Regions from separate parts of the Homo sapiens genome. Here regions 2, 3 and 4 are each linked to region 1. Evidence: chromatin loops called from intact Hi-C (ENCODE). Cell type or tissue: CD4-positive, alpha-beta T cell. All regions are shown on one strand. Each heading gives the region's core, and the rest is flanking DNA. Links, peaks and the distances in the headings are about the cores only. Region 1 holds the start of LOC730101 (a long non-coding RNA gene). Region 2 overlaps MCM3 (minichromosome maintenance complex component 3). Region 3 overlaps PKHD1 (PKHD1 ciliary IPT domain containing fibrocystin/polyductin). Region 4 overlaps PKHD1 (PKHD1 ciliary IPT domain containing fibrocystin/polyductin).

Region 1 (8,045 bases), core at 2,184-6,183:
ATAAGATGTACAAGGCATTGAATGGATAAGATCTTTTCATTTTCTTTGGTAAGAAGTTTGTAGACTGAATGCAATTTGCCAAAATTTTACATCTATACTGTCTGACGAATACACAGATAGATGAGCTAAGTCTAGTTTGTATTTAGACAAAATATCAACAATATTTTATGATTTCAGCAGTTTCATTAAAATCCTCACAGAAATGAAGAAGATGATTTGAAACTCCTGTTTTCAAGTCAAAGTACCTAACAGCTAGAGGGAACATATTTTTGCTGCCATGATTTGGCATATTACTTAAAATTGATGTACTGTAGAAACCAGGATTGTTGGTGAGATATGACAGAAATTGGCTTTATACTGTAAGGAGCCAACACATCTGTTATCAAAAAATTTCCCTTCTTCTTTGTCCAGAGGATATTTTAGCTGCAATTCTTGAATCAGGAAATGAAACTTTACTCAGTTTCATAGAGCAATCAAGGGAACGCTATGACAATGCAGGCTTATTTGCCTGGTATGCCCATGCTAATTCAGCAGCTGCTATTTTTGACTGAGCATTGGTGTCTTTTGGGGAAACAAAGGTATTTTTGATTGGTTTAGAAGCATTCACCTGTCCCATCTTACTTGTGAGATTTGCCCTCCATATGTGCTTGCACATCCCCTTCTCCACCATGTCCAATCTCAAATTTTTTTCTGTATATTATGTAGTATGCTCTGTTTTGGTTATTTACCTTCCTAGTTCAGTAGTATGTGTCCTTCCATCCATCATCAAAATTACATAGTCGTTTAGCCTTCTTCTTCAGTGATGGGGTCATGGTTGCATTGGTATTATAACCATTCTCATTATCTGACCTCTTAGAAAACATGGTCACAATATTCACAATGTTAAAAAATTAAACTAGCACTATCTTGTTACAAAGCACACCAATTAATCCACAGGCAAAGTCGAAGATGAACTATTAATAATCATTATATACACTTAAGCCACATCACTTTGAATGATGCAACGATGGATGGATGACCATTCTGAACTACAAATTATGGTTGCCAGTATCAGTGGTCAAATGGGTGACAACAAGTAAAGATGAATAATCTGTGCCGTATCCATTTGATAGACAATGTTGCTTTCAGACCCTCTAAAACTTACGGGTTTTGTGCATTTCCTCCAACCTTCCACACTTTGTTGCTAAAACCAGGATTATTTACATTCCAGGGAAGGGTCTCCCAGGACACAATGCTCTCAATGCTAAAATGGGATGGTTGGTTACCCTATTGGGTTGCCATTAACCAAAGGGCTACCTCTCCAGAGGCAGGAGGGGAGGCACATGGAGGTAGAGACTCCTCACCTTGCTTCCACTGATGGTGTTAAATTTCTCCAGAATATTTCTCACAGGTTCCTCTTCTTTGGGGGGTGACGAAAACAAGACATTGTCTTTTGTTAGACTTTGGATCCACTGAAAGTTCAATGGCCTCCATCTGGAAACACAGGCAAAGCTCAGGGCCAATGCCTTCCCCTGGCTCAGGCCCTAAAGGGAACTCAGAAAAGGCGGCCCTCCAAAGGCAAGAAAGGAGGTGAGAGCAGCTCCACTGACAACTCCACCAGCCAAGGAAAACAGAAAAAAGCATCCACTGGTGGCTGGTGGGGAGCATAAACCATATCCTGGGGAGAAATTCACCTCCCCAAACTCACCAAAGTACTCCCTTACCTTCTCCTCAGTGGCTTTGGGAGTTCAGGTGCCCTGCAAAGATTTTCTTCACAGGATATTTCTTCATGACAGTGGCTTTTTGGGGGTCCATGCTATGGCAGCCCAGCCTGTGCTCCTTCTGCTCTAGGATCTGTTCCAACAGAAGGGTAAGTGGATCAATCATCCAGATTTGCCAAGGACTAAGGGGTTTGGGGACTTTCAGGGCTAAAACCAGAAGTAAGGAGTTTCCTAGGAAGCAGGACTGTCAGTGCTAAAACCACAGCTAAGGGATTTCCCAGGATGAGGGACTTTTAGCATTAAAACTGGGACGGTTCAGTTTCCCAAGATGTAAGACTTTCAGTGCTAAAACCTGGACAATTTCTTCTGAGAAGGGGGTTAAGTAGACTCTGGTTCTAATTCTGTTTGGCATTTCTTAGTAGCATTACCCGAGGCAGGTTCTTTCTTTCTGAGCCACAAGATTCTACCACAGGTGGAATACACAAACTACAGGTGCACAAAATATTTTATCCCCTCCAAACACACCACCCTCTACCTAAGCCTGACTTCCCAATTTTCTCCAAAACAGAAATCCACCTGGTTTACCTCAACACATATAAATCGGTCCTCACTCCCTCTGAACCTTTTGTCCATGCTCTGAGTTTTCTTCCTGGCCTGACAGTCCCAGTCTAAGACTTGCTTCCTCCAGACATAAAGCTGCGCTACAGGGTTGGAATCCTTGCTGTTCCACGCTTTACTCACTATGTGGTCTCTTCTAGTTGCTTAATCCTCTCTGCATCTTAGTTTTTCCTTCTGTAAAATGGCACTGAAATGCTTATCTAAGAATCTTTGGGTGTTTTTCTAATCCTTATATGTGAAGCATTTAGTGCAGGGGCCCAAACAGGTACTAAATGTCCACTCTCCCCTTCCTGGACCACTCCCGCCCATATATTTAATACTTTTCACTTCCCACTTAATCCATACAGGAACAAGTTCCTAAACTCTGCTTCCCCCAGTGCACTTGGCCACATGCAGCTCAGACAAAATGATCATGATCCAGGAATGCCTTCTCTTGGAAATGCAATCCTGCACACACAGACCTTTGATGGAATACACAGCTTACCTTCTCTACGGGGGCTGCAGCTTTCAAGATAGCAAACGTCAACCCTCTTGGTCTTCCAGTGTTGGGATTCATTTTGGGGGATGGTCCACGACCTCTTCAATTGTGGTGAAACAGTCTTTTGGGTCCTTTTTGCTGGTATCCCAGCTCTGGTTCATTGGTGAGACGAACGGTAGGGTGAGACACATGGCCACGAGAAGTCTTACGACAAAGCCATGCGCTTAGAAAGTCTTACAAGAAAGGCAAGAGTTTGGGAGGGCTGGATTTCCCAAAGCTTTCACTGGGAGGATTACAAATAAAGCTACCACCCATGGCAAAGTGTCTACACCCACCCACTCTGGGTCTGCAAAGATTCTACCTCCGACAGCTGTTCACAAATCTACTCTACCTCCTTACTGAGATCCACCTTGGTCCTAACAGAACTTAACATCACCACAAACCCCCAGGGTGGGAGAGGAAAAGGAAAGGCAACCTCTCAGGGCGCAGGCCCCATGCACTCGTCACAGGTGGAAGTTAGTCTAAAAACCCTCTTATCAAAGGGCTGTCGTCTCTTCTATCCCTGTCTTCCCCGGCGCTTAGGTGTCGCTCTCAAGGAACTCGGTCTTCCTGGGCAGAGCCCGCGGTCAGATCCTGACTCCGAGCCCAGGTGGAGGGAAGGAGAGAAGAGGAAGGGAGGGATGGGAAGCCTTGCCCGGGTCGGAGCGCACATCCTCCTCCCGAGTCTCCGCTCTCTCCCCTGGGCGGCTCCTGGACGGCGCAGACGTCGATCCCACAGGTCCAGCCAACTCCCACAGCACCTGCCCCGCGTCCCCCTAGTTCTTGCCGCCGTTCTGGTTGGCCTTGGCGCCGTTCTGGCCCCGCCCCGGCGACCCGCCGTCGGCGGCTGCCTCGTATGGGTTCTCGGTGGCGCCCGTAGTCCCCAAGACCTTCTTCCTCTAACTTGCTTCTAACACACCCGGCAGGGGAGCAACCGCCTCAGCCTGGGACAGCCCGGCTTTGTGGGAGCAGCGGGCGCGCTTTATAAGGTCCGAGTTAGGGGACGGACCCACCTTGCCCAAACTACATGTTTATTGGCTAGTTTTGCCTGACACTCAGCCAGGCACCGCTGTCCCATTGGCCGCGCTCTAAATCCCGCGGATTTGTCCTCTAGCAACGTCTCAGAGCCAGGACCCTGGAGAGGGTCCAAGAGATCCCGCGGAAGGATTGCAGGGGCAGGTCCAGGGCCAAGAGGCTCCCATGCGCCCTCCGCCCGCCGAGCCCGCAGCCTCTCGACCCCGCGCGTCTGTGTCAAGGCATGGCCAAAGTGAGAAAGAGCCAAGACAAAACAAGTTCAAATAGCAATAGCAAAACAACCAAAAGGAAATTCAAGGAAAGCAAATATAAATGAGAAAAATATAATTAAGCAAAAATGAATGTTCGCAAAGGCAAGACAAAAAACCAAGTCAAGGAGTAGGTTCAAAGAAAAGATGAAACGTGAATATAATTTAGGATATTTATACCGATTCCTATTGAAATCTCGACAAGTAAAAATTTTACTGTCAGTGAATCAAACTTTCATCCTTCTTGCCTTTCCTATGAAAGGGCAGCAGGGGGCACTAGATGCTAGGGTTTGATTCGGCTAGGAAAGGCGTTTTAGCACGTTATTTGCAAACACAAAATAGTGTTCTGTTAAAGTTCAGAGATAGTTATAAAAGTTAACAGGAAGTGGGGAAACTAGAGTGATGGTCTACAATCTGGGATGTTAAAGAGACTGAATACAGTCACAGGTTCTTAGTTTCTGTTTCTGGCTGGGCCAGTAAAGCCCCTTCCTCATCCCTCTTTTCAGCTTCATTAGAGACAGAAACTAAAAACCACGGCTTCAGGCTGCTAAAAGCCTAAAACAAAACAAAACAGAACAACAACGACAACAGAATAAGGCGGGTTGGACAAGCTTAGTACATAGAAGAATGTGCGAAAAAGGTATATGATTTCTGTACACCCTGTTGGCTAAGTAGTACAGTGTCCTGAAATACTGGGAGGGTGGCAATTACAAAGAGTAAGGGGCAGTTTTTCAGAGGTGAGCTCTGAAAAAGATGCAGGACAGTGGAGAGTGACCACCAGGGCGCCAGGCTGACTCTCTGTCCTCAGCCTGCCATATGGACCCGTTTTGAACTTTTACCAAGGCCATGGGACTTTCCATGCTAAAACCAGGACCGAGGGTTTCCCAGACAAGGGACTTTCCTATAAGCAATAATGGTTACAATAACAACAACAACAAACAACAAACACTTAATGAGTACCTATTGTGTGCCAGGAACTATTCTAAGCATTTTACAAGTATCAACTCTTAATCTTCACAACAACCCTTGAGGTAGATACTCTATCCTCCCTACCTTACAGAGGTGGAAACTGAGGCAACTCACCAAAGGTCATGCAAACAGCTAAGAAGTGTCAGATCCAGGCTTTTTGCTTGTTTTTTGTTTTTGTTTTTGTTTTGAGAACGGAGTCTCACTCAGTCTCCCAGGTTGAAGTGCAGTGGTGCGATCTCAGCTCACTGCAACCTCTGTCTCCCAGATTCAAGCGATTCTCATGCCTCAGCCTCGCGAGTAGCTGGGATTACAGGCACTCGCCACCACGCCCGGCTAATGTTTGTATTTTTAGTAGAGATGGGGTATCACCATGTTGGCCAGGCTGGTCTCAAACTCCTGACCTCAAGTGATCTGCCCACCTCGGCCTCCCAGAGAGCTGGGATTATAGGTGTGAGCCACCGTGCCCGGCCCAGATCCAGGTTTAAGAAAAGTGTAGGTGTGCAGGCTCTGCTGTCATTCTGTCCGGGTTTAAGTCAAAGCTCCACCACATACATTAATACAGGAAAATACATAACATTATGACTAGCACGTAAGAGATACTCAATAGTATTTGCCATTATTATTAAAAAGAGTTGTCCCTGGTATCCAGAAGCTTAAACTTTAGTGGAAGAGGTTCATAAGAGTCTTAAAGCAGTAGTAGTGCTTATTGGATGGGTGAATGGAATAGATAATAAATGCATATAAGCATCCAGAGGAGGAACAGTTCTGAAATAGAGTGGTCAGGTATTCAATGTGGCACCCATTTAAAATTCTGCCTGAGCATCCTGCATGTCACCATTAGAAGGCAGCTTCTGCTTCTCAACAGCTTGAGCTAATCATTACAGTCTTGGTATTTGATGATCACAGGCATGTGTATGTTTAACTAAAATATACTCTTCTGGGCTTTTTTTAAGAGACAGGATCTCACGCTGTTGCCCAGGCTGGAATGCAGTGGCAAGATTATAATTCACTGTGGCCTCAAATTCCTGGGCTCAAGTGATCCTCTCATCTTAGCCTCCCAAGTAGCTGTAACTGCCACACCCAGCTAAGGCGATCAATTGTTATTTGTCACTACTATTCTGTTAAAAAACGGTGTAATATCTACTTTTTTAACTGGAGAAAGCATTTATTATTATTTTTTGGAGTTAACATTTATTAATTCAACAAGCAACTATGAGATGTCAAGCCCTGGAATAGGACTTAGAAATCAACAGACTGCCATGTCAGAGACTAACTCTGAAGTAAGGAGAGTGGGAAGGGCTGTTATTTTAATTGAAACCTGAAGTCTGAGAGGGAGCCAGCAGGCCAAGAGCCAGGGGAGCCACAATGCGGGCAGCGAGAATGGACCAAGCAAAGGCCCTGGGTGGGGAAAGGGCTCTGTGCCTCATAAGAACCAAATGATGCCGCTTAGGGCTGAAGATTTGTGAATTAGAAGCAGAGTGAATTGGTTCAGCAACAAGCTATGTTCACAAAGAATCTGGGCTGAATATGGTTTCTGCCTCTGAGTCTTCTATTTAAATCAAATGGGCTGTGCAGTCTCCAGATGTTGCTGAATGGAAACTTTGCATGATGGGGTGAGAGGTAATCTTTGTGTGTAGCTTGTTTTTCATTGGTTGCCCTTAACTGAATTTAATGCAACATGTCTCTGTACATTGAAGGCCAGAAGAGCCTCTGTCTTGGATGACATGACTACTGACTCTTCTATTTGGCTTTAACAGTAAAAGAACTGTGTTCTTCTCTATGGTAAATGGATTTACATGCATTCACTGGCATATATGGACAAGACAACTTCATCTTTTCTAAAAGAGATTTTCTTGGAAATAAAAAACAAAAACAAATATTAAAGATAACTCAATCTTTCCTATTCTGTTTGTCCCCATGGAGCTGCTACTGTACTTGTGATTCTTGGAGTGTAAAAATCAAACAGGAAATTGGCTTGGTGAGAAAGAAGACTTGATGTGCAGGGCTAATCTATGTGTCTACAGGTCTCTGTGAGCAAACAACCTAATGCAATGAAAATGGCATCCTTCAGGAAAAACAGATTATCTTATCTGATAAGGTTGCCTCTTCTCATTACATTAATGTTACTCTGATAACACATTTTAAACAATGTTTTTAATTTAAAAGAAAAAGTCCCAAGAGAAGGCTTAGACTGAAAAATAGGGCATGATAATACTTGAAAATATGCAACTCAGGAACCTTCTAAAATCCTCTCAACAATGCAATGGGACACGCTCACTGTTAAGGTCAAATTGGGTACAAGTTTAATGAGAGAAACGGTTCAGTCCCTTTCTCCCTCCTTTCTTTTATAGTTTGTTCTAAGAGGGCTGCTCGTTATAACAAGTTTAAGCGGGATCTCTAAGAAATTTCATAGAAAGGGCTGGGCACAATGGTTCACGCCTGTAATCCCAGAGCTTTGGGAGGCTGAGCCCCCAAAGGGCATATGGCTTGAGCCCAGGAGTTTGAGACCAGCCTGGGCAGCACAGTGAAACCCTATCTCTACAAAAAATACCAAAAACTTGCTGGGTGTGGTGGCATGCCTGTAGTCCCAGGTACTTGGGAGGCTGAGATGGGAGGATCACCTGAGCCCTGGAGGATGAGGCTGCAGTGAGCCAGGATTGTGCCACTGCACTCCAGCCTGGGTGACAGAGTGAGAGACCCTGTGTTAAAAAAAAGAAAAAAAAAATTCTTGGAAATAAGGGGAGTGAATATTAAAGGGATCTGAAATGCCAGCCAGGTGTAGATGAAGTGTTACTTTTGAAACAGAACAACACACCTGTAACACCTTACGCAGACTGTGGAACACCTAGGAGCATTTTTATAGCTCTCCTCTCAGGGTTCATTTCATAAAGATTACAGTAGCCCTCTTATCCATGGAGAGTACATTCCAGGACCCCTGGTGGATGCCTGAAACTGAAT
Region 2 (4,000 bases), core at 1-4,000, 400 kb after region 1:
AGTGGAGATGATTTCTCTAGTGTTTGTGGAAATGGCTTCACCTTGCTTATCTTCCCCATCTCTACAACCATCAACCCTCTGAAGTACACACTCCAAAGACGGCAGACTCACAGGAGACCAAGGAATCCCAGAAAGTGGAGTTGAGTGAATCCAGGTGAGTACGGATGTTGCTCCTGCCCCTTCAAGAATTCTGTGTATCGCTGAGGAAGGGACTTTGTTCCCTTGGAGAGGGTGGGAAACAAACTGCTGGTCATCAATAGAACTCAAAACTAGAGGCCTGCAGCTTTTAACATTTTATATTCTCATTTAATTTCAAACTTACTGAAAAGTTATGAGAAAAGCATGAAGAACTTCTGGATGTCCTTTACCCAGAATCTTCAGTTGTTTAAATTAATAATTCTCTCTTTCTGAGAGAGAAGAGTTTTACAATAAGGATAAAACTTAATGTCTTACTGTAACCTCAGATTCTTCTTGGTGGGATAGATACATTTTGGCCATTTGTTTTTGAAATGAAGAATTTTTACCACCAGGGTTTTAGGAAACATTTTTATCTATGAATTTTGTTTACTGGACACCAAGAAACTCCATAGCCAAGTTTTACGTTTTTTCTTTTTATACTTTAAACACATAATACAGTGTATTTACTGAAAAAAATTTGAAACACATTGAAAAGTATTTAGAAAAAAAATTAAAATCAATTGTAACTCTATCCCTCAAGGACAACCATCAACTGTATCTTAAAATGCTTGAATCAGCTCGTATAGATCTCACTTTTTTTTTTGAGACCGGAGTGCAGTGTTTATTTTTTACTTTTTTACAGTGTTTATTTTTTACTTTTTGTAGAGACGGGATCTCACCATGTTGCCCAGGCTGGTCTTGGACTCCTGGCCTCAAGCAGTCCTTCTACCTGAGCCTCCCAAAAGGCTGGGATTACAGGCATAAGCCACTGTGCTTGTTTGATCTCATTCTTTTTAATGACTGCAGGGTTTCCATGGTATGGATGGGTAAAAATTTAATGAAATTCTCTGATGATAGACATTTGGGTTGTTCCCTGTTTACAGTAAAACAGTATTAAATTTATCAGTGTGCACTCATGCAAGTATAGCTATAAGGTGAGTTCCTAGAAATGGGCTCCCTGGGCCAAAGGATATACGCTTTTAAGGGTTTAGTAAGTGCTGTTAAATTGTCCCGCATTGACGCTGACCGGGTTACTATTTTACAGTGAATGGGAATGCCAATTTCCCACACGCTAGTACAATAGTTTAGCTTTAAAGGGGGCTCCTCAAGGGTAGCACTGCCATCAGAGGCAGATGTGTGTGTGAGAAAGAATATTGAGGGGACGCCTCTACTGTATTAATACTATGGATTTTCCTAGTATAGCTGTTTCCTGAGAGCATTTGGGTTTGTTTACTCCTCTTCCCCCTTTCTTCTGTCTGGGGCAGGTTGAAGGCATTCAAGGTGGCCCTCTTGGATGTGTTCCGGGAAGCTCATGCGCAGTCAATCGGCATGAATCGCCTCACAGAATCCATCAACCGGGACAGCGAAGAGCCCTTCTCTTCAGTTGAGATCCAGGCTGCTCTGAGCAAGATGCAGGATGACAATCAGGTCATGGTGTCTGAGGGCATCATCTTCCTCATCTGAGGAGGCCTCGTCTCTGAACTTGGGTTGTGCCGAGAGAGTTTGTTCTGTGTTTCCCACCCTCTCCCTGACCCAAGTCTTTGCCTCTACTCCCTTAACAGTGTTGAATTCAACTGAAGGCGAGGAATGTTGGTGATGAAGCTGAGTTCAGGACTCGGTGGACCCTTTGGGAATGGGTCATGAAAGCTGCCATGGGGTGAGGAAAGAGGAGACAGTGGGAGAGGACAATGACTATTGCATCTTCATTGCAAAAGCACTGGCTCATCCGCCCTACTTCCCATCCCACACAAACCCAATTGTAAATAACATATGACTTCTGAGTACTTTTGGGGGCACAACTGTTTTCTGTTTGCTGTTTTTTTGTTTTGTTTTTTTTCTCCAGAGCACTTTGGTCTAGACTAGGCTTTGGGTGGTTCCAATTGGTGGAGAGAAGCTCTGAGGCACGTCATGCAGGTCAAGAAAGCTTTCTTTGCAGTAGCACCAGTTAAGGTGAATATGTATTGTATCACAAAACAAACCCAATATCCAGATGAATATCCGAGATGTTGAATAAACTTAGCCATTTCGTACACATGGTCTTAATAGTCATAGTGTGTTTTTTATACATAACATTGAATTGTTTTCCTTGAGAGCAATCGTGCAGGGTTTGCTGCTCCCGCATTTGCAGCAAACTACCACAAGGTGGCAGCAGCCTGCTGTGATCTCTGGGGGTCATGTCTTCTCTAGAGGCAGTTTTCTTCTTCAGCAGCACCAGCGTTTATCAGTCAAAATTGATAGTATAGACCAAACCCTGCCAATTTAAAATAGCTAAATGGCCACGGGAGGCTAGTGAGTAAAAGTTCAGGAGAAGAATTGCCCCTCTGCCTGGCGCTTTTTGCCTGAATCTAAACTTATCCTTCATAAAGATAGAATACCCGATACGTCAGACACCTCAAAATCCTGGGAGTTCTTGCCCATAATGAGATCTTGTTACAGTATCTTTTTTTTTTTTTTTTTTTTTTTTTTTGAGACAGGGTCTCGCTTTGTGCCCAGACTAGAGTGCAGTGGTACAATCACAGCTGATGACAGCCTTGACCTCCTGGGCTCAAGTGATCCTCCTGCCTCAGCCTCCCTAGTAGCTGAGACCACAGACACGTGCCATCATGCCCCGCTAAGTTTTTATTTTTAATTTTTAGTAGAGATGAGGTCTGTCTGTTGCCCAGGCTGGCCTTGAACTCCTGGACTCAAGTGATTCTCCCATCTCGGCCTCCTAAACTGTGAGATTATAGGTGTGAGCCACTGTGCCCAGCCTACAGGATGCTTTTGAAACTACCTGGGTGTCCACTCTTTGGGGTTGGTTAGCCTGTTTGCACAGAAGCTTGTGATGGGGCCAGGGCGGGACTTCTGTCCTACCGTTATATGGTTTGAATAGCTTCTGAAGAATTTTTCAAGTTACTTAGAAGAATCATGTGACTTTATGGGGGGCCTCGGTCACATGGACCGGAAGCTGCTTTCTGGTGGCAGATGTGGCTCTGAAGTTGTGCCAGTTCTTGGCTGTAAGATTGCTGAGGTATTTTCTTTTCCATTTTTGCTGAGGGGTGATCCTTTACCACAAAGCAGGAGATATTCTTTGGTTCGTTAGGACAAAGGGATTTTTTTCTTAAAGGGAGTAGTACAAAATTATTGGGGAATTCTGTTTTATCTGGGATTTTTTTTTCCCCCTCACTGATGCGAGCGAGATCTAAGTCCTACTGGAAGTGGTCTAGAGAGCACAGTTTCAAAAGAGAGTGCAGTGGTACCAGAAGGAAGAATTTGCCATTTGTTGAGCATTGGCAATAAGTCAGAAGTTGTGCTAGGTATAGCAGTGGGTGCAAAAGTGGCGCTTTCTGCTCTGAGGCTTCTAGGCTGGGGATATGTCAATATGTTGGTGAAAATTTCAAAATATAAAGTGTACAGCTGGGCACGGTGGCTCATGCCTGTAATCTCAGCACTTTGGGAGGCTGAGGCAGGCGGATTGCTTGAGTCCAGGAGTTTAAGGCCAGCCTGGGCAACATGGCGAGACCCTGTCTTTATTAAAAAAAAATTAAGTATGATTATATACCAAATGAGGGCACACACAGAGATATAGGAATCCAGGGAGGACCATGAGGATGTCAGGTGCTACTGATGGGGTACAGCTATGAAGAACAGTTCTAGGAGTTCTTAGGGATCTCCTCAAGTGATTTGTTCTAGAAAGGCAAACATTCTGTCAATGGGACTCTTAGTCTGTCCTTCACCTCTGAGGAAACTGAGGCACAGAGTGGGGGGATATGTGCACCTACCATTGTGATAATAGCTGTAATATCAGGTTGACTTTGCTGACCATTTCATCACTCTTCAAGCT
Region 3 (8,045 bases), core at 3,288-7,287, 600 kb after region 1:
TTTGGGGTAAGTTTGAAGAAGCGCCCAAGGTGATGGTGATAACGATAGCTGCTATAGAAAGAATGTCAGACCTTGTTAAGTGTCTTACATACAATCTCAATATTAATTTCACTTAACTATGAGATGGATTAACATTAGCCCCATTTTACAGATAAGGAAACAGACTCAGATAAACAAAGTATCTTGTCCAAAGCCAAAGGTCTTAGAGCTAGAATGTGTAGTTCTAATTCCAAATCTTATGTCCATAGCCAATATATGGTGGGAAGCACACTCTTCTTGCCACTCCACTCCAAGGTTTTTGTGAGCCTGCCCATTGCTATCAAACCCTAGAATGACTGATAGGCTGACAGGTATCTCTGATGACACAGCTCTTTTACATTTCCAGGGCAGTGTCTTCTTGGGATCAGGACTCACAGGCCAGAACTTCTTCACAGCAGAGCAGGCTGTAGGAAGAGAGGGTGTAGACAGCCATGAAGAGCCCTGGGCTGAGCTCCTCAGGGGCTGACATTCAATCACTAGTTAAGCCTTTTAAGCTTTTTGAGCCTTAATTAAGCATCTCTAAAACTGACAAAGTGGTGCTTATCCTTCTTATTCCAAAAGTCGTCTAAAGAGGTAGAGGAGCAAGAATCTTGGAATTCATCTAAAATTTCTCCTTCCTCCTCCTTTCCATATCTGTTCAATCACCAATTTCTGCCAGTTTTCTCTCTTATTTATGATGTATCTGTACAGCAACTCTCCATTTCTGGACCCCATCACCTCTTGTGTTACATGCTGCAGTGGTTTCTAGAGGCCCTGACTTGCCCTCTGCCCCTTCAAGCCCCTCCCTGGCTTTCTCTACATCAAGCATATATCTGATGCATGGTTCCTTCCTATTCACCATCCTCTTATGGCTTGCTATCCCCTACTGGAAATGGGGCAAACTTCTGACCTCCTCCTTGTCTGTTTCTCCAGCTTTATCTCTGTCTCTCATACTCCAGCCACACTTAACATGCACTGTGCAATTTCTTCTGTCCACACTCAGGCTATCTTTTGCTTTAAATGCCCTCTCCTTCTCCTCTTCGCTAGGCCACTTCTAATTCATCCTTTAAGACTCAGATTAGTGTCATCTCTAAACATTTTCTTCTACACCTCAATACTCCCATCCTACTCCCAAAGTTCTCTATTCTTTCATATACTCTCTAATTTCTCCGACCCAAGGTATTAAATGATAGTTTTGCATACCTGCCTTACCATGCTGATCTTCTCGAGGACAGGAACTATTTTGTATTCATCTTTATATTCCTAGTACCATATAATAGGTGCTCTGTGAATGTTGAAAAAAATTATCAAATATCTACAACTATGTTAAAAGTTTAAGAACTTCATAAATTTTGTTTTTGATCTGTGTAATTTTGAATGCATAACAAAAGAATGTGTTAATCTCTACGTAAAGCTGATACAAAATTCCAGTGCTAGTGTAAAAAAAAAGAAATTATAAAATAGTGGGTTAAAAGCAGGGGGTTATTATGGTTTAGTGGTGAATTTTGGTATCTGAGTGTAAGGGATCAATCTTTGCCTCCATATGTCTCCTCTGCTTTGTCTCATGGGCAAAAAGCATTATAAAATAACCTCCTAAAATGTCTATTTTTCAGGGGTAACCATTCATCATTAGCTTTTGTACCTTCAGTTTACACAAAATGCAACTCCTCTTTTCTCTGGAGGGAATGAATCTTAGAAATGTCAAAGCTTGATCGTAGGAGAGGAAAGAATGAGATAAAGCTAAATTCTGAGGACTATGTGTCATATTACTGTAGGTAATTTCTTTTTTTAAATTTTTTATTTTATTTTTTCTTGAGACAGGGTCTCGCTCTGTCACGCAGGCTGGAGTGCAGTGGCACCATCTTGGCTCAGTGCAACCTCCGCCTCCTGGGTTCAAGCAATTCTCCTGTCTCAGCCTCCCAAGCAGCTGGGATTACAGGTGCACACCACGGAACCCGGCTAATTTTTGTATTTTTAGAAGAGACAGGGTTTCACCATATTGGTCATGTTGGTCTCAAACTCCTGACCTCAGGTGATCCACCTGCCACTCGCTTCGGCCTCCCAAAGTTCTGGGATTACAGGCCTGAGTCACTGTAGGCAATTTTAAACAATCAGGAGCAGCATGAAAGAACTGGGTATGAGGTGTGAGGTACATGTGGGGAAGGAGCATTCAGTGTGGGAAAGAGTGGGAGGGTCCTAAAGACAGTGAAATTCATTCTTCTGCTTAGAGCAAATTACAGATTCATATGGGTGAACTGAAGCCTTTCCCAGTGTACCCAAAGTTGATTCCTCCTTGTGTTGTAACTTACTGTTCCCTGACTTGTCAATATTGTCCTTGAGGTCAGGAGACAGATTTTCTGAGAAAATGTCATGGTACTAGGGGCTTTTGCTGATACCATGAATGATTCCACATTTCCCCTTCCTTTCAAATATTGATCCTCGATAATATATACTTCTGGTCTTTTTCTTATTATGTGCATTTTTAAATAGTTATTACTAGAAAAAAATTCAACTGTTGCTGGACTTAGAAAGTTAAAGTAAGAAATTATTAATATCTCCTATTATTATATTATTATCTAGGTCATATTCTGGTCTATATTTGGAAGCTTACTTTTTTTTTTTTTTAACTCTTGCAGAAATATTATCTGTGTTTCCAGAAACTGGGAGCCTTGGGGGAAGAACAAACATCACAATTACAGGAGACTTTTTTGACAATTCTGCCCAGGTTACCATTGCAGGTAACTATGATGAAATGGCTGAAAATAGTTCATAGTTTTAGATGCTCTAGGAGATTATATGTCTGTATGGCATGAGGGATGCAGGAGGAAGCAAGCTTTGCCCCTTCTGACTCATCATGTTTGATAAGTCATGTGTTTGGTTGAGACCAGGTGGGATTTTGGTCCTACAGTACATGGGTCACAGGAATGGAATGTCCTGCAGACACACTCACAATGCATAGGCAATTCCCTCAGGTGCCCCTATCTTGTGAGTGAAGAGAAAGAAAGAAATACAGCTCCTTCTTGACAAAGGTTTACTTCTACTAAAAACAGCCCCTCTCTTCACTCTCCCTTGTTAGCTGTCTTGATATAGACAAGCAGGAGTGGGTGGGCATTTGCTATGCAGATTACTCTGGAAATCCCCCGCACCCCAACCTTGGCAAACCCTTTTATGGACCTGTCTAGAGCCTTTTGTTTTGCCAGGTCCTGTAGCAGGTGGGATGCCTCTGTAGTTGGTGACACCAAGGGTGTCCTCACACTGTCATGTCACACTTACCTCCCATGCTCAGTTAGGTGGTTCAGTACGTCCCCAATGAAGAGCACTCCATTGCATGGCTTTCCTTCTGAATACTCCACGCTGCCCTATGCTCTGCTGCTCTGCACTCTCTCTTTTCTCCTTCAATTGGGGTGACAACTTTCGCTATTCCATCCACACCCAGCCCTTTGCCTTAGAATAGGAGCCTGTCTACTTCAGTCTGGTCTTGCCATCACATCTCCCGACTGCCTCTCTCTCTCTCTGTCTCTCTCTCTCTCTCTCTCTCTCTCTCTATATATATATATATATATATATATATATATATATAATTATACATATACCCACACACATATACATATATATGTATACCTACACACACACACATACATAAATTTCTTTAATTCGCTTTAGGCATTCCATGTGATATTAGACACGTGTCTCCCAGGAAGATTGAGTGCACCACTCGGGCTCCAGGAAAAGATGTGAGGCTCACCACCCCTCAGCCAGGTAAGGAAGCCACCAGGGCTGTTCAATAAACTCTGAATATCTTTAATCATGATGGGCTGGCGAGTAGAAATAAAAGTGTTTGAATTCTTTCTCATCTATTTGACTGGCTTACTCAGTGAGCCCTGGGTCCATGATACCATTGTCAAGGCTCTCCTTTCAGGAAGGCTCTTAGCTTTATTCAGGTGCTTAGTGACATTGCACTTCTAGCTCCAGCCAGCTGTATGGCCAGTGGCGTCCAGAAGAGACCATGGTCTAGAAAGCATAACTGCCCTCAAGATATTGTTATAGCTACTGGAAGAAACCCCCAAACTGCCCGCCTTCATTCAATGGGTCAGTTGCACGTCCACTGGCTAAGAAGACAGGAGCGTTAGAGTGTGCTCTGCTATGCTCAAAACAACAGCATTAGACAAGGTCGGAGAGTAGGGCACAATGGGATGCATTTAAATATGAATTTTTCTCTCTTGTGGGCATCTGTCTGCTGCTTTGAGAAACAGGGATATATTGTGATGTTGCCACCAGGTTATGCCTGAAGTGGGCAGAAATGGAGGAGGCAAGGGAGCTTCCAGCTGTCCTTCTCTGTTTAAAGCATCCACCCTACAGCAGCAAATTAAGAGCACAATACTGGAGCACTTTTCTGCTGAGCATTAGAACTGAAGGCTCAAGTGTAGTCAGGGATGAAGGGCAGTTGGTATGTTACTCAGCCAAGAACCACAGGCTGCACATCTGTGCCCAAGGGCCTGACTTAATGGTTAAACTACAGGCAGCGAGAGTCAACTCTAGAGGCACAGCACCTACAAGGAAAGTTGCCCAGCAGGGGAAGAAACCTTTCTAAAGAAAGGGCATTCAGGTGTGAAAATGCATGCAAAGTTTTGGCTTGAGAATTCTCCAGCTCCCAGATCTGCAGTTTTTACTCAGGGAAAGCTTCCATCCAAGGAAACAAAACTACTGAAACAAGTAATCAAGATAATGTGTGTTTCCTGTCAGGAAATAGAGAGTCTGCTCCCTTTTTCAGTATTTCCTGCTTTAGCTACTTGGGTAGTGGTAGGATAATTTCCTGAATGCAGCTGGTTTGACAGTTAGTGTTGTCCTTTATGAAGGGCTTTTGAAGTTTCTTCCACAGAAGCTGGGCGAATTACTATGGAAACCAATTGTTCTCAACCAGGGGCAATGTTGCCCCTCGGGGGACACGTAGCAATGTGTAGAAACATGTTTGGCTGTTAGACCGGAAGTGGTGGTGGTGGTGATGATACTGACATCTAGTGGGCTGAGGCTGGGAAGGCTGCTAGACATTGTGCAATGCATAGGACACCCCCTCACAACAGTTACCCAGCCTAAAATATCAATAGTGCTGGGGTGGAGAAACCCTGGTTTAAAGTAATATTTTCAAAATATGCTCTTACTTTTCTGTTTATTCCTTATCCACCTCTCCCTTTTAGGAGTTGTTGAGGAACAACAGTATTAGTTTAAAATAATAATTACCATAATTACCTTTATTGAGCACTTACTGTATTCCAGGCTCTTTGAGTATATATTTTCCCTTGGTCCTAGTGTATTATTGCTATTTTATTATTGGTCCCATTTTGATGCATGAGAAAATGAAGATGCAAGGACATCAAGGAATTTGCTCAAAGCTACACGTCTAGCTGGGATTCCAGAGTTTTGCCTTCAGCCCAAGTTAGCATTCAATATTGATTGCACCTGTGCCTTTGGCCTCAGGGTTTGCTTAACACAAAATATAAATTAATACAATATCATTTAAAATGTCACATAATAGCAGCATGCCACATATTTGGCTCTGTGTGCAGGTCCACAAATTGAGGCCATGACACTTGAGAAACTTAAGGATTGCCAATGTTATGGGGAAAAAAGACTTTAGAGAATTGAATTTCACAGCAGAACTGGGACTTAAAAGATACTGAAGCCCACTTCTGGCTTTGGGAAGCACAAAGCCAAGCCACGTCACCAGCACACAGTCACATTGTCCTCCTTTTACTCAGCCTCAGCTTCTGTTTGCTCATTCAATTCACATTTTCTCCAGGACTTGATTCTCTTTTCTAGGAACTCTTGCTAAAAAAGGCTAACTCCTAACCCATGGAATGTTTATTACTTTCCGGAACATTTGTATTTCATATTAACTACAGAACCTTTCATATAACTACTCTATCTGGCTCTAGGTTGACTTACCTTTACAGGTAGCATCTGGGTCATCTTTCACCTTGTAATTTAAAATAAAGTAATTCCCCAATTTGGGAAGGTGCGCCCTGTAATGTTTATGCGATCTACATGTCTTACAGGCAATCGAGGGCTTCTTTTTGAAGTTGGAGATGCTGTTGAGGGACTGGAACTGACTGAAGCCACCCCAGGGTACAGGTGGCAGATTGTCCCTAATGCCAGTTCTCCATTTGGGTTTTGGTCACAGGAAGGACAACCTTTCAGGTATGTTGTAGGAAAAGTGGGAGCCCACATCAAAAGCACCTTTGCTAACCTAGGTGAGGCTAGGAGACAGATAAGGAAGGTATCAAGATTTCCAGGAATTTATAACACTAGCCAATTCAACAACAACAGAGTTTGACAGTATTCTCAATCAGTGTTGGTCATGCTAGTGCAGGGACAAATTTTGATCAATATGTAATATGTATATTTTCCACAACTTAGTTTACAATCTGTTTTGGAGATGATTATCAACTAGAACATTGAGCTGAGCAGGCCAGGAGACTGGAAAGACAGCAGAGTAAAACATGCTTTAGGTACCTGGTTAAGAGGTAAAACTAACATCTGGTTGATGCCAAAGAAAGATCCAAGAATTTGCCCTTTGGGTACATGAGGGAGCAAAGCCTAGGCAGCATGCTGTAGGAACAGCCTTCCAGTGCTGAAGGTCAACCCAATGGCCCTTGTATAGTAGGGGAAGCTCTTGCGGGTTCTGTGAGACATTGTTTTCAGTAGTAGTGATGGCATCATGATTCTAATTTTCCTGTTTAATGGTGTGTAATTCCTTTAGTCTTTTTAGTCCCTTCAAGGATGTAGCCAAAATTTCTAGTATTCTAAAGTAAACTTAAAAATATAAAAGCTTGAAAATTGCTTAGACACACTGTTTCCTTAGTGTGTTCTCAGTGTATATGTTGAAGGATGGATCCTTTACTGAATGATGGATCTCTTTTCCCTTTGAAATCCTTCTTAGAGAGGATGACTGTGACTCATGAGTGTGAATTTCAGTCAGTCTGTGACCTCCTCCAAATATTTTACCATTTTATTAGGTTGGTGCAAAAGTAATTGCGGTTTTTACCGTTGAAGGTAATGGCAAAAACCGCAATTACTTTTGCACCAATCTAATAGATTTCAACTCAGTTGTGTAAAGAAAAGCTTAGAGAATTTTTAGGCATTGAATAAGCCAAGTAGGGTTGGTAATCTGTGAGCAGGAAAGTGTCTCCTGAAGCCTTACTTACTAGGTACTTAACCATGAGTTTATGGTTTTAAAGTGGCAGTTAAGGCTGGATGCTATGGCTTGAGCCTGTAATCCCATCTACTTGGGAGGCTGAGACAGGAGGATCGCCTGAGTCTAGGAGTTTGGGACTAGGCCCTGTCTCTAAAACGTAAAAAATAAAAAATTAGCCAGGTGTGATGGTGTGCACCTGTAGCTACTTGAGAGGCTGAAGTGGAGAATTGTTTGAGCTCAGGAGTTAGGGCTGCAGCGAGCCATGATCACACCACTGCACTCCAGCCTGGGCAACAGAGTGAGACTCTGTCTTTAAACAAAGAAACAAATAAACAAAAATGTGGCAGTTAATTTGTGGTCCATTGTAGCACCTAATAATTCATATTTATCATAGTTTTTAACGACCATTTAATAATGTTCAAAGGAAAATCTTTCAGCTGCATTTGGTGTATTTGGGAGTGTTAAGGAGTGAGTCAGCCTACCCCAAAAGGCAAAAGAACATTTTGACTTCTATAGTAAGTGTTGCAGGGTATGTCCCTTTAACTGCCATTTTGAGGAACCACAAGCCAGGTAGTAACTAATTTTCCATTCCCTCTCTCATTAATCTCTTTAAAATCTAAAAATTTTAAATTAAAAAATTAAAATATTCATTTATTGGTAAGTTAATATAATTATATTGTGGACTTTTAAAGTAGTTATGTTTGAAGCTATTTTTAGGTATGAAATTATCTCAAAAATAAAGATAATGTATGTACATTAAAGCAAAATTTAAAAACATCTTTATATTGATCATCTGAAGATTTAAGAAAATAGCATTATCAGAAAATATTCTTGG
Region 4 (8,045 bases), core at 1,776-5,775, 810 kb after region 1:
GCGCGATTTCTGCTCACTACAGGCTCTGCCTCCCAGGTTCACGCCATTCTCCTGCCTCAGCCTCCCGAGTAGCTGGGACTACAGGCGCATGCTGCCACGCCCAGCTAATTTTTTGTATTTTTAGTACAGACGGGGTTTCACCGTGTTAGCCAGGATGGTCTCGATCTCCTGATCTCATGATCCACCCGCCTCGGCGTCCCAAAGTGCTGGGATTACAGGCATAAGCCACCGCTCCCGGCCGAGGTAATTTTTTTTAATGATCAACGTGGTATGCATGAGAAGATAGGTGAGGCAGGAGGAATTAAATGTGAACAGATGGATGCTTTTGAACAGAGATCTTCTTTTGGTTTGTAGTTAAAACTATTTTTAAAAAGTGGTTTAATTGACAGCACTTGACTAGGATTGCAGAAATATGAGTTTTCAAGGAAATCATAGCATTTTCCTAGACCAGAGACCATTATTAGTGCACATTGCTTGTGTGTGCCTAGGAGAGGTTTTCTGACCACTGACTATGTTTGTCCTCTTGGCAAATATCCTACTGATATGGGGTTGATTGTATCAAGCTCTAATAACTTAGGATCACCCAACTGCTGATTTCTTTTGAAAATAAGTTTGCAGGAAATCTCTTGACCCTCATGTGATTTTTCTAGGTAGACTTCCAAGTTGGGGAGAAATGTTACTGCATAACCAGCTGGAGTGTTCTGATGCATATAACACTTGTTTATTCAGTCAGAAAATATTTGTTAAACTCCCACTATATGAAAGGCACTTTTATTTCTTATGGTCAATCATTAACTAAAAATTCTGATTTATCAATTAGTCTCTCTTGGATTTAGGTCTTGTGATTTAAATAAATCACAAGATTTATTTAAATAAATCCAAGCCCATATGTCTCAGTAAAAACTGGAAGGATATACTTTTGGAACCTGAAACACTTATAATCATTCCCTGTACTTGAGGAAATTTAGATATTTCTAGTGTGTTTTATTTACTGACCACAGTACCTACTGTAGCCAATTTTGACATTTCTTAGTTCGAACTTACCTCTTATCATGTTTGTTTTACACTTATGTCCCCAAAGCTTATTTTTATTTGCTAAATATAGTTGGGCCAAATTGTTCCTGGAAAATATCCTGGGATTATGGGACTCATGGTTTCCATCAGGGGAAGAGAGAGCCATGATGACTGAGCGCAAATGGCTAGAAATTCTAAGAAGGGAAATTTAACATTCTAAAGCTTTTCTAAAGATTACAATTTAAAACTAAATCCCATATATGGAATGTTTTCTATTCGAAGATGTAAACACCCCATAACTGAAAGAAGGGGAGGGATGAAATATGGTGGGAATTCCTGCACTGAATTGGAAATTAGAACAGATGATCTTTGTGTTCATTCTGATTCTAAGAATATAGGTTGAGAATTGTCCATTAGTTCCAATTTAAATCCTGAAGGGGTGGGTGGGGAAGGGTGGACAACAAACCTAAGTATCTAAAACCCAAAGAAAGGAAGACATTTTCCCCTCCTCACAAGATTTCTAAAGGTTCAGTTAATGCTGCATAGGGAAATCTGAAAAAAGAATAGTTCTTTCATTCCCAAATGCCCTGAGCATTTTTCATCCCTTTCATTTCATTAGTTCATGGATGAAACAAATACATTTAATCTTGCAAGAAATATGTGTCAAGTGCTACATTGCCAGGGTCAATGATCTGTACCATGGAAGGGTTTTTGGTATGTTTTTAAATGACCGAATATCCTGAATAAACCTCTAGGCATTCAAATAAGTAGTGCAGAATGGTAAATCTGGCATATTTGAGGTTCTTAAATGAGACCTAAGTAGATGTTATTGGCCTTGGTGAGTGCTTTATGTAGATTATCTTTATGTTTCATAGTACCTATATGAGATCTATTCTATTGTTGCCTCCATTTTAAAAAGAAATGAATCTAAAGGTTAAATAGGTGCTGAAATTTGCCCAGGTTTACACACCTACTGAGTGCCAATCTAGATTTCAGTTGTTACCCATTTGTTCCAGTGCCCAAGTGTGCAACACTTAAAAAAGTTCCTTTTTGAATTATTCCACGGGCTTATAAATTGGCTTTAGATATACTCATGCCCCATCTCACTGTGAAAACCCAATGTCCTCTTTTGACTCATTTCCCTTACTTTGAGAATTTAATTATCTGCCTGCGGCAAAATGCCACAGTTAAAGATTCTCATGAAAACTAAACCAAAGGAGGAAGAACAGTCATAATGTGTATTGATTTTTTTTTTTTTTGGATTTTGCTTTATTTCTTTAGGTCCACTTTCACTCTCTTTTAGGGGTCTAATCATTGGCTAAATCTACTTATGCTTTAATGAAGTCTTAAAAATCATTTTCTGGGATGGCTGTATAGAATAAGTTGGGTAACTGGATTCACAAATTTCGAGTTCTACTTTGTGATACTCACATATTGCTTTTGCTCTACCCTGCCTCAGTCTCCTCATTTGGTAAAATGCAGTTCTTCTGAACGTTTTTATACGTTCTATATATAGAACTTTATATACATTAGAAAATGTCACTGGCTGCTTTTGGAAGATCTCATCTATGCATTGTTCATTCATATAACAAACATGATTTGGGTGCCACTGTGTGCTGGGCCCTGTGCCAGGGCAGAGGATACCAATAAGAAAGGGGAAAACACCTCTAACTTAGGGATCTTATAATCTATGTTTTTAAAAAGGCAAAGCCAAGAACACATAGGTACTGTAATAGCAGTGAGTACTAGGCATTACACAAGACTGCAGGAGAGGAGCAGGTTACCTCATCATTCTAGAGAAGGATGCTGAAGCCACTCCTGCTGGGCATTTTGAGCAGGACTTCTGAGAGTCTCAGCACCTAGGCATGTCAGGTCCCAGGCCTCTGTCAATTGTTCCTCATGTGAATATCCAATTACCAATAATAATGTTTTTTGCTGTTGATAAATCTGGTCCAAGGCAAAATTCTGGCCATAGACATTTCTTTGTTAAAATCATAGTATATAGTCTTGGTTCATACAAAATCATTAATGTGACATTTATTAGTGGTGGAGGTTGCAGTGAGCTGAGACTGCGCATTGCACTCCAGCATGGGCAACAAGAGCGAAACTCCGTCTCAAGGAGAAAAACAAAAAACAAACAAAATAAAAAACCTGAGAGTCACCACCTCCAGTTCACCAGGACATTGTAATTTGCAAATGATCCAATGGCAACTTCCCACTGGGTTGTTTTCACTCACACAGTGACTGCTAAAACCTCCCTAGACATACAACTAAAGAGGGCCTAAGACATATGTGGAGAGAATGGAAAGATGATTGCAATTGATGAAAGAGGAATGTATTGGATTCAGAATGAGCAAATAATCTCTCAACCCATTTTTTTTCCTTTTAAAATCACCTTAGAGCGAATACTCCTGAAGTTTCTTATGATTTAACCATGACTGACAGCAGAAATAAAACAACCACTGTCAATTATGTACGTGATACATTGTCTAACCCTCGTGGCTGGATGGCTCTGCTCTTGGACCAAGAGACCTACTCATTGCAATCTGAGAACCTTTGGATCAACAGATCTCTGCAGGTAACCCAAGGAATCCATTAGTTGGTATGCTGCATTCTCATTTGTTCTTATCTTTCTTTGTTTGAGATAATGGGTTGAAAGAGGAGCAGGTTATCTCGTTATTGAAAGTCTTGGCATATTCTGATGCAGATAAAGAAAACTTCAATAGTATTTTGGCCAGATGAATATAAGCTAAATATGAGATTTGGTTGCTTTTTAAACTTGAAAATTTTAGAATCTATTTATGTGTTATTGTGAATGCAGAATGGTTACGCCTGAAAATTTAAATTTATTAATACAATGAGAAACAACCTCTACACATCTTATAGCATTGCATTTCTTTAAAACTTATTGGTCAATAGCCAATTTACCCTAGAGAGAAGTGTTTGTAGCCAGAGAAAATGCCTTACCAAAGCATTTATACATTGCATACTGCCACCTTGTGGTCAAAGATTAACTTGCCAATCGAAGTCTGTATGAGTCCCCAGGCTGGATTGGGTTAAGGGAGACAAATAAGAGCAGTGAAGATAGAAATGGCCGTGTGGCAAGATGGCTTACTAGAAACAGAGACGTTCGGAGGCTACCATCGAAAAAACAAAACAAAAACATAATAAGCATGTGAAGCCTTCATCGGCAACCAAGGTATCCAGGTTCTCTTATCAAAATTGACTAGAAGGCTGGCGTGACCCACGGAGAGAAGGAAGAGCAGTGTGGTGCGGTGGCCCACCTGAGAGCCACACGGGGAAAAGGAACTCCGTTCCCCACAGCCAAGGGAGGCGGTGAGTGAGCCGCTACCCAGCCGGGGAAACTGCTTTTTCCACGGAATTGTGCAACCCATGGGTCGGAAGATCCCACTCGCGAACCCACACCACCACCCGGGCCTAGAGCCCTAAGCAGATTCTTACAGCCTCTCAGCTGGAATCTGCTTAAGCCTACCAAACTCCCGCGGGGAGGGGCGACCAGCACTGGCTGCAGCTGCCTGCTGTCTAAGCCATTTGAGCTCCCAGTTTGGAGCTCAGGAGAGGCAGCAGCCAGCACTGGGACTTGCAACTGCCTAACATGCTAAGCTCTGTGGATGGGGGAAAGGCAGCACCCATTTCTATAGCTCTAGGCTGCGTTTTTTCCCTGTTGGAGCCAGGGAGGCTGGATGGCTTTGTCCCAAGACTTGTCCCCACAGCCCAACATACCAGCTGTGGCTGTCTGCAGCCAGAGTGCCTCTTTGGGCCTAACTCTGACCCATCCTTCCTCAGTGGGCAGGCAGGGCTTCCCCGCAGGATCTCCAATAACTCCAGCCAGAGGCTCCGGGACAGAATTCATATCTCCCTGGGTCTGAGCCCCAGGGGGAGTGGGTAGCTGCAGTCTCCGTGGACCAGCAGACTTGGCCTGTCCTCCTGATAGTTCTGAGGAATCCCGGCAGCCCAGACGAGTGGGTTTCCCCCCAGTGAAACACACCCTCTCCACCAAGGGACAAAGTGCTTTGTTGAACGGGTCCTGCTCCTCATGCCACCAAACTGGGTGAGATCCTCCAACAGAGGTTGTCAGACACCCTATACAGGAGCGATCCTACTGGCATCAGGTTGGTGCCCCTCGAGGTCAGAGGTCCCAGAAGGAACAGACACCCATCTTTGCTGCACTCCTGTCTCCTTGAGTGACATCTCCAGGCATGGGAGCAAATCAGATGAATAGGGCCTGAAGTGAACCCCCAGCAAACTGCAGCAGCCCAACAGAAGAGGGACCCGAAAGAAAAACAAACAAGCAGAAAGCGACAACAACAGCATCAACAACAACAAAAACAACAAAAAGGCCCCCACAAAAATCCTATCCAAGGGTCAACAGCCTCAAAGACCAAAACTAGACAAGCTCAAAAGGATGAAAAAGAATCAACGAGAAAATGCTGAAAACCAAAAAGGCCAGAGTGCCTCTTCTCCTCCAAATGATCACAACATTTCTCCATCAAGGGCACAGAACTGGATGGAGGATCAAATGGATGAATTGAGAGACGTAGGCTTCAGAAGATGGGTAATAAAAAACTACAATGAGTGAAAGGAGCATGCTCTAACCTAATGCAAAGAGGCTAAGAACCTTGATAAAAAGTTAGAGGAATTGCTAACTAGAATATCCAGTTTAGAGAGGAATATAAACGACCTGATGGAGCCAAAAAACACAGCATGAGAATTTTGTGAAGCACACACAAGTATCAACAGCCGAATTGACCAAGTAAAAGAAAGGATATCAGAGTTTGAAGACCACCTCACTGAAATAAGACATGCACACAAGAAAAAAGAATGTAAAGGAATGAACAAGGTCTCCAAGAAATATGGGATTTCATAAAAAGACTGAACCTATGATTGATTGGAGTACCAGAAGGAGACAGGGAGAATGGAAAAAAGCTGGAAAACACACTTCAGGATATTATTCAGGAGAAGTTCCCCAACCTAGCAAGACAGGCCAACATGCAAATTCAGGAAATGCAGAGAACACCATTAAGACACTCTATGAGAAGACCAACCCCAACTCCATGAGAAGACCAACATATAATTATCAGATTGTCCAAGGTCAAAATGAAGGAAAAACTGTTAAAGGCAGCCAGAGATAAAGGCCAGGTCACCTACAAAGGGAAGCCCATCAGACTAACAGCAGACTTCTCAGGAGAAACTCTATAAGCCAGTGGAGATTGGAAGCCAATATTCAACATTCTTAAAGAAAAGAATTTTCAACCCAGAATTTCATATCCAGCCAAACTAAGTTTCATAAGCAAAAGAAAAATAAAATCTTTTCCAGATAAGCAAATCCTGAGGGATTTCGTTACCACCAGACCTGCCCTGCAAGAGCTGAAAGAAGCACTAAATATGGAAAGGAAAAACCGGTACCAGCCACTATAAAAACACACCAAAATATAAAGACCAATGACACTACAAAGAAACTGCATTGACTAGTGTGCAAAATAACTAAATTATATCAAGATGACAGGATCAAATTCACACATAACAATACTAACCTTAAATGTAAATGGGCTAAATGCCCCAATTAAAAGACACAGATTGGCAAATTGGATAAGGAGTCAGGCACCCATCAGTGTGCTGTATTCAGGAGACCCATCTTATGTGCAAAGACACACACAGGCTCAAAATAAAGGGATGGAGGAAAACTTACCAAGCAAATGGAAAGAAAAAAAAAAAAACAGGGTTTGCAATCCTAGTCTCTGATAAAACAAACTTTAAACCAACAATGATCAAAAAAGACAAAGAAGGGTATTACATAATGGTAAAGGGAACAATGCAACAAGAAAAGAAACGCTAACTATCTAAATATACATGCCCCCAATACAGGAGCACCCAGATTGATAAAACAAGTTCTTAGAGACCTACAAAGAGACTTAGACTCCCACACAATAATAGTGGGAGACTTTAATACCCCACTGTCAGTATTAGACAGATCAATGAGACAGAAAATTAACAAGGATATGCAGGACTTGAACTCAGCTCTGGATCGAGTGGACCTAGTAGACGTCTGCAGAACTCTCTATCCCAAATCAACAGAATATACATTCTTCTCAGAGCCACATGGCACTTAATCTAAAATCGACCACATAATTGGAAGTAAAACACTCCTCAGCAAATGCAAAATAACTGAAATAATAACAAACAGTCTCTCAGACCACAGTACAATCAAATTATAACTCAGGATTAAGAAACTCACTCAAAACCACAAAATTTCATGGAAATTGAACAATCTGCTCCTGAATGACTCCTGGGTAAATAATGAAATTAAGACAGAAAGAAGTTCTTTGAAACCAATCAGAACAAAGAGAAAATGTATCAGAATCTCTGGGACACAGCTAAAGTAGTGTTAAGAGGGAAATTTATAGCACTAAATGCCCACATCAGAAAGCTAGAAAGATCTCAAATCGATACCCTAACATCACAATTAAAAGAGCTAGAGAGTCAAGAGCAAACAAATCCAAAAGCCAGCAGAAGACAAGAAATAACTAAGATCGGAGAAGAATTGAAGGAGTTATAGACACAAAAAACCCTCCAAAAAAATCAACGAATCCAGGAGCTGGTTTTTTGAAAAAATTAACAAAATAGATAGACCGCTAGCTAGATTAACAAAGAAGAGAAAAGAGTCAAATAGAAACAATAAAAAATGATAAAAGGGATATCACCACTGACCCCACAGAAATACAAACTACCATCAGAGAATACTATAAACATGTCTATGCAAATAAACTAGAAAATCTAGGAGAAATGGATAAATTCCTGGATGCATACACCCTACCAAGACTAATCCAGGAAGAAGCTGAATCCCTAAATAGACCAATAACAAGCCTTGAAATTGAGGCAGTAATTAATAGCCTAATTAATAGCCTACAACCAAAAAAAGCCCAGGACTAGATGGATTCACAGCTGAATTCTACCAGAGGTACAAAGAGGAACTGGTACCATTCCTTCTGAAACTATTCCAAACAATTGAA

What was found. Peaks named below come from ENCODE experiments on the same cell type or tissue, not always from the same donor. Only the 100,000 strongest peaks of a DNase experiment are listed, where the experiment ranks them.
Region 2: it touches region 1 in a loop (8-fold over the local background); 9 of 110 quality-filtered maps call a loop at or near these places.
Region 3: it touches region 1 in a loop (9-fold over the local background); 6 of 110 quality-filtered maps call a loop at or near these places.
Region 4: it touches region 1 in a loop (14-fold over the local background); 3 of 110 quality-filtered maps call a loop at or near these places.

The regions. Positions count from the first base shown.
Region 1 is chr6:52,660,177-52,668,221 of GRCh38, reverse strand. It overlaps LOC730101 (a long non-coding RNA gene), which reads right to left and starts at 3,821. Exons shown (of 3, transcript NR_024405.1): 1 at 2,803-3,821; 2 at 1,704-1,833; 3 at 1-1,473. RefSeq lists enhancers at 3,246-3,365, 3,737-4,031, 4,963-5,062 and a silencer at 3,737-4,031. In CD4-positive, alpha-beta T cell, for the core only: CTCF peaks have their summits at 4,162 and 4,362 (motif pointing right); DNase peaks (open chromatin) are centred at 3,851, 4,391 and 4,971; H3K4me3 peaks cover 1,361 bases; H3K27me3 peaks cover 411 bases.
Region 2 is chr6:52,262,229-52,266,228 of GRCh38, reverse strand. MCM3 (minichromosome maintenance complex component 3) reads left to right here. Exons shown (of 17, transcript NM_002388.6): 16 at 85-154; 17 at 1,443-2,214. The coding sequence ends at 1,641. Among named protein-coding and RNA genes, the nearest start is that of IL17F, 20 kb to the right of the region's middle. RefSeq lists a silencer at 1,440-1,859. In CD4-positive, alpha-beta T cell, for the core only: CTCF peaks have their summits at 2,114 and 2,316 (motif pointing right); a DNase peak (open chromatin) is centred at 2,328.
Region 3 is chr6:52,060,687-52,068,731 of GRCh38, reverse strand. It overlaps PKHD1 (PKHD1 ciliary IPT domain containing fibrocystin/polyductin), which reads left to right. Exons shown (of 67, transcript NM_138694.4): 12 at 2,655-2,756; 13 at 3,682-3,777; 14 at 6,072-6,213. Among named protein-coding and RNA genes, the nearest start is that of PKHD1, 23 kb to the left of the region's middle. In CD4-positive, alpha-beta T cell, for the core only: CTCF peaks have their summits at 4,844 and 5,058 (motif pointing left); a DNase peak (open chromatin) is centred at 5,021; H3K4me3 peaks cover 514 bases; H3K27ac peaks cover 586 bases.
Region 4 is chr6:51,851,440-51,859,484 of GRCh38, reverse strand. It overlaps PKHD1 (PKHD1 ciliary IPT domain containing fibrocystin/polyductin), which reads left to right. Exons shown (of 67, transcript NM_138694.4): 49 at 3,415-3,592. Among named protein-coding and RNA genes, the nearest start is that of PKHD1, 230 kb to the left of the region's middle. RefSeq lists enhancers at 3,944-4,467, 4,468-4,992. In CD4-positive, alpha-beta T cell, for the core only: CTCF peaks have their summits at 3,789 and 3,989 (motif pointing left); a DNase peak (open chromatin) is centred at 4,024; H3K27me3 peaks cover 190 bases.